Linked DNA regions of Homo sapiens: region 1 is linked to region 2. A link is an interaction called in ENCODE POLR2A ChIA-PET data of the cell type or tissue named here. Cell type or tissue: IMR-90. All regions are shown on one strand. Each heading gives the region's core, and the rest is flanking DNA. Links, peaks and the distances in the headings are about the cores only.

Evidence for each region. Peaks named below come from ENCODE experiments on the same cell type or tissue, not always from the same donor. Only the 100,000 strongest peaks of a DNase experiment are listed, where the experiment ranks them.
Region 1: POLR2A ChIA-PET joins it to region 2 with 27 read pairs; 3 of 35 experiments call an interaction of 5 or more read pairs at or near these places.

The regions. Positions count from the first base shown.
Region 1 is chr9:120,929,588-120,937,227 of GRCh38, forward strand. No RefSeq gene overlaps it. Among named protein-coding and RNA genes, the nearest start is that of TRAF1, 6.6 kb to the left of the region's middle. RefSeq lists enhancers at 1,774-1,873, 1,974-2,483. In IMR-90, for the core only: no CTCF peak of the experiment used is centred there; a DNase peak (open chromatin) is centred at 2,174; H3K27ac peaks cover 1,083 bases.
Region 2 is chr9:120,651,403-120,659,042 of GRCh38, forward strand. All of the region lies in intron 2 of MEGF9 (multiple EGF like domains 9), which reads right to left. Among named protein-coding and RNA genes, the nearest start is that of MEGF9, 59 kb to the right of the region's middle. RefSeq lists a silencer at 3,834-3,893. In IMR-90, for the core only: no CTCF peak of the experiment used is centred there; a DNase peak (open chromatin) is centred at 3,799.

The sequences.
Region 1 (7,640 bases), core at 121-4,120, 280 kb after region 2:
GTTGGAGCAATCAAGTGATAGTACTTGATAGTACTTGATCAAAATGATAGTACTAAGTGGTTCAAGGCACTGTGCTTTTACAAACTGGATATTTTAAGGAACCGTTTCTGTTTTCGTCTAAACACACACACACACGGTCGCTAAATCCTTAAGAATATATTAATCAAAATAGTTATGGAACTTAGTGTTGGGGTAGAATTTTAGATTAAAAGCTACACCTTTATTTTTGCGAACTACCAATTTGACAAGGGCTCCTTCTCTGTCAGATGTCTTAACCTTGTAGGACTGATGGTGGAGGGAGGGATGAAGCTGCCCACCTTGTTGGTTTGGTTTTAACAGCTCAAAATCTCTTTATGTGTTAGGGTCTTTTTTTTTTTGAGATGGAGTTTGGCTCTTGTCACCCAGGCTGGAGTGCAATGGCCCAATCGCGGCTCACTGCAACCTCTGCCTCCCGGGTTCAAGTGATTCTCCTGTTTCAGCCTCCTGAGTAGCTGGGCCCACCACCACGCCCACGACCACGCCTGGCTAATTTTTGTATTTTTAGTAGAGACGGGGGTCTCACCACGTTGGCTAGGCTGATCTCGATCTCCTGACTTCAGGTGATCCTCCCACCTCGGCCTCCCAAAGTGCTGGGATTACAGGCATGAGCCACCGCGCCTGGCCTAGGGTCCCTTTTTATGTCCTGACTCTCAACTGGATTGTAAGAGCAGGGAACGATCTTTTACTTGTTTTTTAACCTGGCATGCCTGTAAGACTCTCACTTATTGGAGGCAGAGCTGCTGTCCTCCAACTTCCGCTAGACAGGCGGAAGCTGCGGAACACAGGGTACTCTAGTGAAAGGGGGACCTCAGAGGCCCACCTGGGAGGGAGATGCTGCTTGTGGACAAGCAGAAGATCTCAGGGGCCTCTAAGAGAGAATTTCTGCAATCTATGGGCAGGGGCCTCTAAGAGAGAATTTCTGCAATCTACGGGAGGTTGCCCAGATGTAGCCTCTGTGGGGCCATTCAATTCTACGGGAAAAGGATTCAAAGAGTTAAGTGTTTGAATTAAAAATTGATGGACTCGGCCGGGCGCGATGGCTCACGCCTGTAATCCCAGCACTTTGGGAGGCCGAGGCGGGCGGATCACAAGGTCAGAAAATCGAGACCATCCTGGCTAACACGGTGAAACCCCATCTCTACTAAAAATACAAAAAATTAGCCGGGCGTGGTGGCGGGCGCCTGTAGTCCCAGCTACTCGGGAGGCTGAGGCAGGAGAAGGGCGTGAACCCGGGAGGCGGAGCTTGCAGTGAGCTGAGATCGCTCCACTGCACTCCAGCCTGGGAGAGAGTGCGAGACTCCATCTAGAAAAATAATAATAATAATAAAATAATAAATAAATAAATAAAAATTGATGGACTCTGAGTCAATTAGTCTGATAGTTTTCCCATCATCAGAAAACATTTAATTATCTTTGACCTTGCCTTTTCCTGGGTGTTGTGAAGTTAGAAATAACATTCCAGCAAAAATTTGGGAAGAAATCTGGGGTTATTTGTTGAAGGGAGTTTCTAAGTCTAGTGATTTTCCCTAACTCAATAGATTTCCAGATTTTAAGAAAAGAAACAAAGCACCTCTGAAGTTATTTGAATTCTAGGCACCAAGCAATCCCTGGGGTTTTTCTAGTTGTTTATGGGACTGGCCACTTTGAAGGCGCAATGGGGATTTCAATTTCTGATGGAAGTGCCAGTGACACTCATGGTCAGGTGATGTGGTTCAGGGGAAGAGCTTGGCAGATGGATCAGGGACATGCTCTAAGATGCCAGTGATGAGGAAGACATTGATACTAGCCAGCTCACTGCCTCTCTTTGTCATCTGTAGCTACCCATGTGTCCTGTTCTAACAGACTGGTTTTTCTGTGTGGCAATTCTTCCTTTCATGGACTCTGGAAACAAAGACTCTTCCAAAGGTGGGCACACTGCACAAGGGCCTTTTGAAGAAAAGTTTCTCAAGGATTTGGGGCCTATAAAAGCCATTCTCTTCTGTCCCACCCACCCCTTCCTCTCTGCCCTAAGCCAGTGTAAGTGAAAAGAGCAGGCAGTCTGACCTCACTCTCTTCATGTGCCACATCCTGTTTTCAGATTAATGAGCTCATTTGCTGGAAATTTACCAAGGGAAATAGTTTAATTTTGGAAAGTACCAAAAACTTATCTGTAGTCATTCAGCTTCATTTGGGGGGCTCTTGAAATGGAGGGGCATCACCGGAGGACCTCTGAACGCCCAGGGAGCAGCAAGGCAACAGAAATTGAAAGCGAGCCCAGTGAGGCTGAACCTGACTCAGAAAGGAAACAAAATCTTTTGGAGGCCACTCATGTCTACCCAGTTGAATTTTTTTTTTTCTAAAAATAACTTTAAAAAGAGAAATAGTTTATCTGGCCAAAGCCTCATATCTGGTGGTCTGACCATGGAGCCATGACTGAGGAACAAGAAAATGAACACAGGGAAGCAGGCAGTGTTTGAGCCTCCACCCTCTACCTTCTTGTCCATGTATTAATATGTTTGGCTTGTTCTAAGAGGCACGGAAAGGCTTTCAGTCTCCAGTTTTGCCCCAATCCCTTAGCAATCCGACCCTTGACATTGAAGTTGTCTGCCTAACCTAGTAGCCTTTGTGGCTCCTGCAGCCAGGGGGATTCTAGATGATCACAGATTTGCAAGCCATTCTGCATTGGAGATGATGAGATGATGGAGCACAAGTGATGTGCACCCTAGACTTTGCCTCTAAGCATCCAACCACCTCCTGGCCTGCACTGTTTCCCAGAGTAGAGATTTATCATCCATTCTAAGCAGAATGAATGGAACACGTAAGTGAATCCAGCCGGCTAAAGGCAGCCATTTGGGCAGGCTCCTGTTTGTCAACAGCCCTTAAAATGTGGAGCCCAGAATGGTTCTCACTCCCTCAACCCCAGTCAGCCCTTTGGTGCCTTCTTCTTATTACCAGCAGCACGCCTTGTCTCTGTCATACGGCTTGTGTTCAGTAAAAACAATTAGTGAACAGCTTTTCTGTTAGCATCATTTTAATCTGCTCTGATAACTTCTGATTCTTGAACCAAGAAATTTAATTAAACAGATGATTACAAGCTGTCAGCAACCTATCAGATTAGAAGACCAAATGGTACTGGGTTCTTCAATCCAAATTCAGTATGTCCCTTTGGCACATTACACAGAACTGATATCAACAACAAAACAAAGAAATAAAACATGATCTTATAAAAATGACAGCATAACACGTGTACTTTTTGCTATGGTCTGATTATTAAAAATGTCCCAAATTTCCTTCTGTTAATCTCCATCTTGGTTCTTATTACACTTATAATAACTAGCATTTTTAAAAACGTGCCTGTTTACAGGTTTTTTTCTTTCTACCACAGAATTATGAATACACGAAATTGTAGGAATATATGAAAATGTGTATAGGAATATATGAAATTAGATGAATTAAAACCATGAAAGTAAAGCTGTATCTGATTTCATTGTTGTTTCCCCTGGCTTAGCATGATGCTAGTTACATAGGAGACATCACTAAATATTTATTCAATAAATGACTAATATGCAAGATGCTATTAATACAAATTTTACTTATGGTAACAATAGTTAATGATGATTTCCCCACCATCAGAAAACATTTATTAAGTATCTTCAACCTGGCCTTTTCCTGTGTGTTGTGAAGTTAGAAATAGCATTCTAGGAAAAATTTGGAAAGAAATCTGGGGTTGTTTGTTGAAGGGAGTTTCTATGTCCAGTGATTTTCTCTATCCCAAGAGATTTCCAGATTTTAAGAAAAGAAACAAAGAACCTCTGAAGTTATTTGAATTGTAGGCACCAAGCAGTCCCTGGGGTTTTACTAATTGGTTGTGCACTTTGAAGGCGCAATGGGGATTTCAGTTTCTGATGGAAGTGCCAATGACACTCGTGGTCAGGTAATGTGGTTCAGGGGAAGAGCTTAGCAGAGGGACCCTTTGATAGGGACATGCTCTAAGATGCCAATGATGAGGAAGACATTGATACTAGCCAGCCTACTGCCTTTCTTTGCCATCTCTGGCTACCTATGCGTCCTGTTCTAAGAGACTGGTTTTGCTGTGTGACAATTCCTTCTTTCATGGACTCTGGAAACAAAGACACTCCTAAAGGTGGACATGCTGCCCCAGGGCCTTTTTCCGGGCTACGGAATTATTGCTCTTTCTTCACACTCACCTTTGGGAGGCTTGGGTTCCCTGGCCACTGGCTAGTACAGCACAAGAATAACGCAGTGTTCGAACTCAACAGCTGTTAACATCTGGCTGAGGAAGGATACAGTATGAAGGTTCCCATCTCACTCTATCTTGAGGACTCAGCCTGAGAGAGAAAAATCAAGGAGTGGGGAAAGCTGTTACTCAGAAATCAGAAGATTTGCTTTGATGTTGGAGGACTGTGGCGGAAAGTTCCTCCCATCCTTGAACCTTATTTTTCTTACCTGCAAAGTGGGAGAATGACTTCAGGGGAATCCTTCAGCATGAACCATTTAATTCTTTAAACTTTAATCATTCAAGCCCTGGTCCTGGGGAAGAGGCACATTCTCCCATCTGTTGAGGGGCTGTTCTCCCCACCTGTACTTGGGGTGGTACCAGGAACCCCTATAACGGGTGCTGGAAGCTTCCACTAGAGGCATGGTCTTTTTGGACTCCAAACATTTTGTGCGTTTTTTTTTTTTAAGGGAAGCTATGTGAAAAACCTCCTCTGATGGATTTCTTTCAGAGCTCAAGCCAGGCAAATTCCCAGCACAAGCCAAGGCTTGGGAGCAAGAATATGTAGCAGGAGCAAGAGGCTAAGAACCAGGGTGCAGCTCTCACTCTCTCAAAGAATGCACAAGCTGGGGGTCGGGAGGGTTGTGAAAGTGGAGTTGATGTTTGCTCATCTCTTCTGAACTCCTTGTCTTACAAAAGGGGAAATGGGGGCCCAGAGAGAGAAATGAACTTGCACAGTCAGTCCAAGGTCCAGAAGCCTCTTCCTCTGTATTCTGATGCCCTATTGTCTCAAGACATCTTAGTAATAACTCTGTCCTTTTATTCCTGCATTCGTTTCTCCTTGGATATGTCTCCACAAGACTGAGTTTCCTGAGGGCCAAGAAGCAGGGCACAGACATCTCTGTAGGCTCCTTTGTGCCTAGCCTGCATCTTGTACACAGTGGGGGCCCAGTAATGATATATTAAGAGGGACTTCTTTGCCTTCATAAGAGGATTCTGGGATACTAGGAAATATTAACCCTACCTTTCACACCTGTGGGTTACCCAGATGTATTTAACAAATATGTGTTTAGCTTCTACCATTAGCCTTTTTGCAATTTTTTTTTGTTTGAGATAGAGTCTCACTCCTTTATCCAGTGTTGTGATCATGGCTCACTGTAGCCTCCACCTCCTGGGCTCAAGTGATCCTCCCACCACACCCTCCCAAGCAACTGGGACTACAGGCATGCACCACCACGCCTGGCTAATTAAAAACAAATTTTTTTTTTTTTTTAGAAACAGGGTCTCACTATGTTACCCAGGCTGGTCTCAAACTCCTGGGCTTTAGTGATCCTCCTGCTTTGGCCTCCCAAAGTGCTGGGATTATAGGCATGAGCCTACAATCTTTTTGTAAATTTTAAAAATAATTCTAGCATATATATCTAGCAACACTTTCTGGAGATCATTGTCTTAATCATTTCAGATGTGCACTTGTAACATTTTAAAATGCAAAATCAAATAGATAAGAAAAGCCATTCTGTCTACTGCCATCCTTGGTTACTATCTTCTGTAACCAGTGCCCAGCTGCACAGCCAGAGAGCTGTGGGTAGGGCCCATGGCTCTCTCTGGCCCCTGTGATTGCTGAAACTGGAACTGCTTGGGGAGCCCTGGGGCCCTGGCACCAGCTCCTGCTCAGTCCTGCTTCTCCTTTCACAGGGAACATGTCTACACACCAGCTCTCCTGAGCAGTCTTGGAACCCCTCCAAGGACAGCCCTGGACACTGGCCAAGGGGGAGGGTGCCCCTGGGAAGGACGTATCTATCAGGAAGCAGAGACTGTGGCAGGCAGGCATACACACGCACATGCTCGCAGGATGGCTGGCTTACCCAAGATTTCAAAAGAAGTTGGAAATCTGGATTTTTATGTGAAACGACTTGATTTTTAGAACACCCTATAAGCCAAAAAATAAACCCAAACCAAATGAGCATCCCTATGAACTGTGTCTGTGGGCCACTATTTGTGACCTCTGGTAGAGCCTGGCACTCCATAAACACAACAAAAGCAGATGTGTGAACGTGCCCACATGTAACTCACCCGGGCTGTTCACATTGTTCATCCAGATGTGGACCCTGCACACACATAATAGAGACCTTCATTGGACATTGACACACACATAGTATCTCCCGGGATGTGGTTTTAATATTTGCACTTTCCACCTAAGGAGACTGAATGTCAGAAAGATCTCTAAGATCATGTCAAAATCTAGGCTGCCTGACCACAAAGCCAGTGTTCTGAACCGCTGCACAAACCACCACCCAGATGCCTGCACTCTGAATTAAAATTGCCAGTTACTTTGCATCCTTCTCTAAACTAAGCTTTATGAATTTAGAGACTGTGTTTCATTTGCTGGTGCATCCCATCACCTGGCACTATGCCCAGCAGAGCACAGAAGGTGCTCAATACGTACTGGTGGGATTGTACCCACAGGCTCATACAAACGTGTACAGACAGGGCACATGTAAACCCACATAGCCCCACCATGCTGAAGAACACATGCACACTGACGTTCCCACATGCACACCACCCACCTCCATCTCCCACCCGCCAGGGCATTGGACCCTAAGCTGGGGCAGCCCAAGTTTCCCCTGCCAGCCCCCTGCCAGCCTTGCCCAAAGCCTTCAGAAATAGTTTCCTGGAAATCTCGAGGCGGCTGTGGTGTTCTTTTTCCTAACTCAGGAGACAACTCAGCAGTTTTGTTTTTCAAAGTCTGAGACTCATAAACCTGGAATCCTTTCTTCATTTTTTCCACCAGAATTTTCCTTGGCCTGTTGCCTTCCCCCAGGGCCTTGGCTAGGAGGTTACACTCGGAGCGCCCTCTGCCGGGCACTGTCCTCCCAACCTTGTGGGCAGTTGCAGATGGGACCTGCCCCAGGCTGCTTTACAGATGGGAACCTAAGTCAGATGGTGGTAGTGAGGAGAGGTTAGAGGATACTGGCCCATTGCAAGTGTGTGCCAGTGTTATTACTAGCAAGGGATCTTTTGTGATTTTTTTTTACGTTTTTGAAAATAAAAGAATAAATAGCTTCAAGAGCTCAGATGAAGGCCCTCTGCTCTCCCAAGGGCCTCTGTGTGGGGCAGATGACAGAGGTTTGGGAAAATCACCTCATTCAACTTTATTCTTGGGTCTCCATCACATTTAATAAGTGAGGAAATGGAGACACAGAGAGATTTTGGGGGAAGAGGTGCGAGGAATATTTATTGAATGGCTGCTATGTGCAAGGTATACTTATGAATCTCTGTCATTTCATCTTGGCAAATAAACCTGTAGGGTAGTTGCTTTTGTTTCCATTTTACAGATTAAGACATAGAGGCTCAGTGAGGTCTCTCAAGGTCAGAAAGGGAAGGG
Region 2 (7,640 bases), core at 1,927-5,926:
GACTGCAAATGTTTTAATTCCAACTCTTTTACTTACTGGCAGTTATGCAGCAAATTAGGCAAATTACCTAACTTGCATTTTTTTTCCTGTACAAATGAGAATAATAATAATAGTGTCTACATTATATGGTTGCTATGAAAATTACATAAATTAATAACTGCAAAGGGCTTAGGATAATGCCTAGCAAGTATTCAGTTTAAGCTATTATTATTCTAAAATATATAGCATTCAATTTTAAAAGGTATAATAGGATTTTTTTTTTTTTTTTGAGACAGAGTCTTGCTCTGTGGCCCAGGCTGGAGTGCAATGGCATGATCTCGGCACACTGCAACCTCCGCCTCCCCGGTTCAAGCGATTCTCCTGTCTCAGCCTCCTGTGTAGCTGGGATTACAGGCACCCGCCAGCATGCCCGGCTAATTTTTGTATTTTTAGTAGAGATGGGGTTTCACCATGTTGGTCAGGCTGGTCTCGAACTCCTGACCTCATGATCCACCCACCTCGGCCTCCCAAAGTGCTGGGATTACAGGCATGAGCCATCGCGCCTGGCCTGTATAATAGGTTTTTAAATAAAAATTGAAGACAATAAGAGAATTTCTTCTGTTTATAATGAACAACTTCTTCCCTAGCATACCAACAAAAAACAAATACCCCAAAATCTACTCATACTCAAGGGTGGTTGATTTAATCCTCCTTTTTGGTATAACACTAATTCTATTCCTCAGTTAAAACAAACAAACAAGCACACACACACACACACACACACACACACACACACACACAAAAAAAAAAAAAAAAAAAACAGGTCAGGCATGGTGGCTCCTGCCTGCAATCCCAGAACTTTGGGAGGCCAAGGCAGATGGATCACTTGAGCCCAGGAGTTGAAGACCAACCTGGGCAACATGGTAAAACCCTGTCTCTACAAAAAATAGGCAGGCGTGGTGGTGCATGCCTGTGGTCCCAGCTACTTGGGAGGCTGAGGTGGGAGGATCCATTGAGCCCAGGAGGTTGAGGCTGCAGCGAGCCATGATTGAGCCACATTGCACTCCAGGCTGGGTGACAGAGCGAGATCTTGTCTTAAAAAAAAAAAAAAAAAAAAAAAAACAGAAACAAAACCAAAAAACCAAAAAGAGATTCAACTAGTAGAGAGTTATTGAGCTGAATCTACGTGCCAGTCTAAGTGGACACAGGCACACACACACACACACACACACGTATGTGCACAATTTAGTTTTCTTCTTTTAAACTTTTTTTAATTTTTAATTTTTATGGATATATAATAGTCATATATATTTATAGGGGACATGTGGTTTTTATATAAGCATACAATGGGTAATGACCTTTGTGTTGGAAACATTCCAAATCTACTCTTCTAGCTTTTTGAAATATACAAAATATATTGTTAACTATAGTCACCTTATTGTGTTACCAAGCACTAGATCTTTATTCTTCTATCTAACTGTATTTTTGTACTAATTATCAGAAAAATCCTTCATGTTAGATATATTAATCCTATTTTACAGATAAAAGCAATGAGGTTCAGAGAGGTCAAACAGCTTAATAAAGGTCACATAGTTAGCCAGTGGCTGAACCAAGAACAGAATCCAAGTCTACCAATTTCAAATTCCGCTCCCTTTCTACTACACGTCATCACACTACTTGTCTACAATTTCCTTTCTCCCTTAACCCACTCACATATAATTTCTAGCAGAGCAGAACACAGAGCTGTTTGCTCAGAGTTCATCCACATCTTCTTGCAAAGTACACAGTCCTGCAACTTTCCATTTCTGTTCTAGTTTCATGTCAATTTAACTTCCTACTAAGAAATTCAGTGCTTAGGGCTATGTGGATTTAGAGCTCCTAAGCCTTCCTTATAAAGACTTCCTTTAAGTACAGGCTTTTAAACTACTTCTGTGATACACTACTTGTTCTGACAAATTGCCTGACATTCTGAAATAATATTTTATTTATTTTATTTATTTTTTTTTTTGAGACAGGGTCTCACTCTGTTGCCCAGGCTGGAGTGTAATAGTGCTATGTCAGCTCACTGCAACTTCCACCTCCCAGGTTCAAGCAATTCTCCCACCTCAGCCTCCCAAGCAGCTGGGATTACAGGCGCATGCCACCACATCCAGCTAATTTTTGTATTTTTAGTAGAGACAGGGTTTCACCATGTTGGCTAGGCTGGTCTTGAACTCCTGACCTCAGGTGATCCACCCACCTCAGCTTCCCAAAGTGCTGGGATTACAGGCGTGGGCCACCGCGCCCGGCCTTTATTTTTTAATAATATTTTTTAAAACTAAAAAAATGACTCTGTTGTGACCAATAGAAGTATAAATTTATCTCAGAAGTTTAATATGCCAAAGACAAACAAGAAATACAGCAAGTAAAGAAACAAAGACTGGAAGGAGCATGGAGGAAAACTTACTGGAAGAGAGGTCAAGAAACTGAGAGGCTGAAGTATTGTTAGGCTCATCTATAGATACTGCAATCATCTAAAATTATGGCAAGTGTAGTGCCAGAGATAACAGTGAGCCAAGTGTAAGAAATAAAGGCTGGTGCCCAGGAGTAGAAACAGCAACAAGGAGGTGTGACAGCATAGTCTGCTGCCATGAGCTTCAAAGGAGTTTTTAGGACGGAGGCTGGGAAGAACACTCTGAGAGCAGCAATGAAGAGTAAGAGAGATATCTATTGCAACTCCAGGTCCAGAAGTAAGAGTGTGAGACAGAAAACAACCATTACCTGCATGAGCTGCAGGGGAAGGAAGATCCTTCCAGATTTCACTTAGAAGAAGATGATAAAGGATTTTAGAAATCAACACACTTTGATGCTATGAGGATAATATAAAACCATGTGTTACCTCATTAAAAAAAGGAAAACTACTAAGGATAACAGAAGCTATCAGGTAGGCACACATAGAAAATAGTCCATATAGAACAGGGAAAAATAATACAGTCAGGTGCAACATGATGACATTTCCGTCAATGACGTATGGAATATATCATGATGGTCCCTTAAGATTATAATGAAGCTGAAAAATTCCGATCACCTAGTGAGATCATAGCTGTGGTAACACACTGCAACATATTACTCATGTGTTCATGGTGATGTTGGTGTAAACAAACCTACTGCACTGCCAATCATATAAAAGTATAGCATGTACAATTATACACAGTACATAATACTTAATAATGAAAATAAATGACTTACTGGTTCATGTATTTACTATACTACAGTTTTTATTGTTATGTTAGAGTGTACATCTACGATTTTTAAAAAGTTAACTAGAACAGCCTCAGGCAGTTTCTTCATGAGGTATCCCAAAAGAAAGCACTGTTATCATGGATGACAGCTCCATGCATGTTATTCCCCCGAAGACCTTCTAGTGGGATGAAATGTGGAGGTGGAAGACAGTACTATTGGTCCTGACTTTGTGTAGGCCTAGGCTAATGTGTATATTTACGTCGTAGTTTTTAACACAAAAGTTTAATAAGTAAAAAATAAAATTTTAAAATAGAAAAAAGCTTATAGAATAAGGATATAAAAAAGAAAATATTTTTGTACAACTGTACAATGGACTTATGTTTAAGCTAAGTGTTATCAAAAAGAGTCAAAAAGTTTAAAACATCAGAGATCATAATGTTAAAAAGCTAGAGTAAGCTAAGATTAATTTACTATTGAAGAAAACTTTTTAAAAATAAATTTAGTGTAGCCTAAGTGTGCAGACTTTATAAATTCTACAGTAGTGTACAATAATATCCTAGGCTTTCACTTTCACTCATGACTCAATCACTGACTCACCCAGACCAACCATCAGTCCTGCAAACTCCATTCATAGTAAGTACCCTAGACAGGTGTGCCGTTTTTATCTTTTATACGTTTGCTGTATCTTTTCTATGTTTAGATACAAAAATATTTACCATTGTACTAAAATTGCCTACAGTATTCAGTTCAGAAACATGCTGTACAGGTTTGTAGCCTAGAAGCAACAGGCCATACTATATAGTCTAGGTATACAGCAGGCTATACCATCTAGGTTTGTGTAAGTACATTCTATGATGCTGTGTGACAATGAAATTGCCTAATAACACATTTCTCACAACATATCTCCACCATTAAGTAACGTAGTAATAATATTATAGGTCTCTTCCACCTCTTGCATGAATCGTCCATCACTGAATATCACATATTCCACATGAGATACTAACAAAAAACCTATTTATCAATTTTAAATGAAAAAAATTACAATTCATTTCATGTCAACCCCAAAAAACTAACCAAGTTCCTAAAGTGTAACTAAAACACAGTAAAGCACCTATACAAAAGTAACAAACTCCAATGTTAGGATATAAAATGCTGAAAACATCACTTCCTGAGCAAAAACCATTCCTAAGGTTAACAGTGGCTACAAGTAGTAACATGCTACATATCCTCTTTGTTGATATTTGGTGCACCTTTCAAATTGTTGACATGTGATTCTGACAGTCTACCAATTATATCTGGAATTTAACACAGACTTCTCACACATTATTTTGTTTAAAATGCAGTATTTGGCTGTATTTCTGGGACATAAATGTAAATATGTATTTTATAATGATCTGCCAAAACACACTGAATTGAGAGATAATGAATTCTAGGACATTTGGGTGTTAAATACCAAGAGGCTTTCTACTAGGAAAAACACGAACTGTGAAGTCATTTGGTGGACTCTGCTTACATATTACATTTGTTCAAATGGTTGAATGGCAGCTTTAGTATATAAAATTAGTCAAGTTAACTATACCCTTTAAACATCAAAATTCTCAGTCAAAATGGGAAAATAATAATGTTCTCCTCAAGGGAGTTTTTGTAAAAATTAAATGAGATGGCTGGGCACGGTGGCTCACACCTGTAATCCCAGCACTTTGGGAGGCTAAGGCAGGCAGATCACGAGGTCAGGAGATCCAGACCATCCTGGCTAACACGGTGAAACCCCACCTCTACTAAAAATACAAAAAATTAGCCAGGCGTGGTGGCGGGTGCCTGTAGTCCCAGCTACTTGGGAGCCTCAGGCAGGAGAATGGCGTGAACCCAGGAGGCAGAGCTTGCAGTGAGCCAAGATCGTGCCACTGCACTCCAGCCTGAGAGACAGAGCGAGACTCCGTCTCAAAAAAAAAAAAAAAAAAAAAGATTAAATGAGATAATGCACATCAAGTAGTTAGTAGAGTGCCCTAGCATATAGCATATGCTCAATAATGGTTCCCATAATTATTTGTATTATCTGTCTAGCAATTGCAGCTTAGAAGATTTATGCATGCATTATCCTGCTTCTTAAGACAAAACAACTTTATGCAGGAGAGGGACAGGACATGGATTATTATCTCCACTTCACAAATAAAAAGACAAACACTTAAAAGAATTCAGCCAGGCATGGTGGCTCATGCCTATAATCCCAGCACTTTGGGAGGCCAACGCAGGAGGATCGCTTGAGCCCAGGAGTTCAAGACCAGCCTGGGTATACGGTGCGACTCTGTCTCAAAATAAAATAAAATAATGAATAAAATAAAGGTTAAAGTGAACTGCCTAAAGTTACATGATTACCTAAAAATACCCACCATGATTGGATATAAACCACCATATAAACCAGGCGTGGGTAAACTTTTTCCAAAAAGGCCAAATAGTAAATATTTTATGTTTGCAGCCCATACAGTCTCTATCACAACTAGTCAATGCTGCCACTATAGCACAAAAGCAGCCATAGACAATACATAAATAAATGCATGGAACTATGTTCCAATAAAACTTTACAAAAACAGGCAGTGGGGTGGATTAGGTTCATAGGCCATACTCTGCAGACCCCTGCCCTAGGCCTTTAGATTACTAGTCTAGTGTACTTTTCCATTACTTTATGGTTACCACCTATTTTCAGGATAGGGTTTCAGCATTAAACTTGGTAGCATTAACTGTCAGAGAAAAGATAAATCAGGAATAATTTGCAGTAGAATTATGAATACAGTAAGATAGTACATAAATATCAGTATTACTGTTTTTTCCTCTTTTACAGCTTCTATTATAAAACTCTCTCTTAATCCTTCCTTTATTTCTTTCTCTTCTAATAAAGCACTGGGCCTAGAAGTAAACACTTTTCTATTTCTCCACAAATATGTTTGCAGAATATTATTCCAAAGAAAGTAGTGGACACTCCATGAGACACCAGAATGAACAAACTTAACAATGGCTTATCTTTTAAAACGGTAAGCAATGTGAAACTTCTGAATCTAACTTGTATGAGCATGTTTTAGGGGGAGTGGAGGGAACAGCGTTAAGCTACCACTCTATTCTCAATCTCAAAGAATAGAGTGATTATCAGTTTTCTCATTATAGAATCTACATGCTACGGTATGCTATGGTAGTGAAGACACTGGACTTGGAATTGAAGACCTAATTTGGAATTCTTTCTCTGGCACTTACTATCTTTGTGACCTAGTAACCTATATATAAGGAGTTGCTGTGAAAATTAAGACAAATAACTATTTTAAAATATTAAGCATCAGAAGCATTGATTATTGCTGCATTTGAAATTATAAACTTCTTAATGAAGTTCTCTTCTACTTTTTTTTTTTTTAAGACAGAGTCTCCCTCTCTCACCAGGCTGGAGTGCAGTGGCGCGATCTCAGCTCACTGCAACCTCCACCTCCCGGGTTCAACCGATTCTCCTGCCTCAGCCTCCCGAGTAGCTGGGACTACAGGTGTGTGCCACCACGCCCAGCTAATTTGTTTGTATTTTTAGTAGAGACGGGGTTTCACTGTGCTGGCCAGGCTCATCTAGAACTCCTGGCCTCAAGTGATCCACCCGCCTTGGCCTCCCAAAGTGCTAGGATTACAGGCGTGAGCCACCGCGCCCAGCCTCTTCTACATTTTTAATAAACTACAATATGATACAATATTCCATAACAGTATAATATCATTTATAAAGCATTTAAAATATTTAGTGCTAAAGTATAAAGCACTTCTTTGTCAAGGAGCTAAAAGTTCTTAAAACATGTTCTCTCATTTCAGTCCATAATATTCCTTTGAAATTAAAACAAACCAGAATTTATTGAGTGACATGTGCTAGGCATTTTATATATATCAACTCATTTAATCTTCACAACAACCTTGAGAAGAAACAAGCTCAGTGAAAGGAAATTACTTGCCCAAGGAACACAGCTCCTAAGTGGCAGCAGATCTTGGGTTATACCCAGGTTACACTGAGTATAACCTGTCATTATTTTTTTCATTATTTAATACTGTCTCTTCAGTTTTTTGACTTGGGGTCCACAAAAAGCCAAGTGCCTCACATAAGGTCAAAGAATAATTACTTTCAGTGCAGTACAAGGCAAATGCTTAGATAACAGTACATTATTCCACTAGATTAAATTACCTCCAAATAACATAATAGTTTAAAGATAATTCCTGCTTAATCTACTTTTGGTCTCAAAAATGTACTGGTAAATAGAGTAAAACCAGTCTACTTACCACTAGTTAAATAAATTAGGGTACCCCCAGGTTAAGCTTTAGATGTCCAAAGAAACAAATGTAGAATTTTGATTAGAGAGAAAAATAAACCAAACAACAAATTTCCTCAAACTCCAATGGTATATTAATAAACATAAGAACATTTC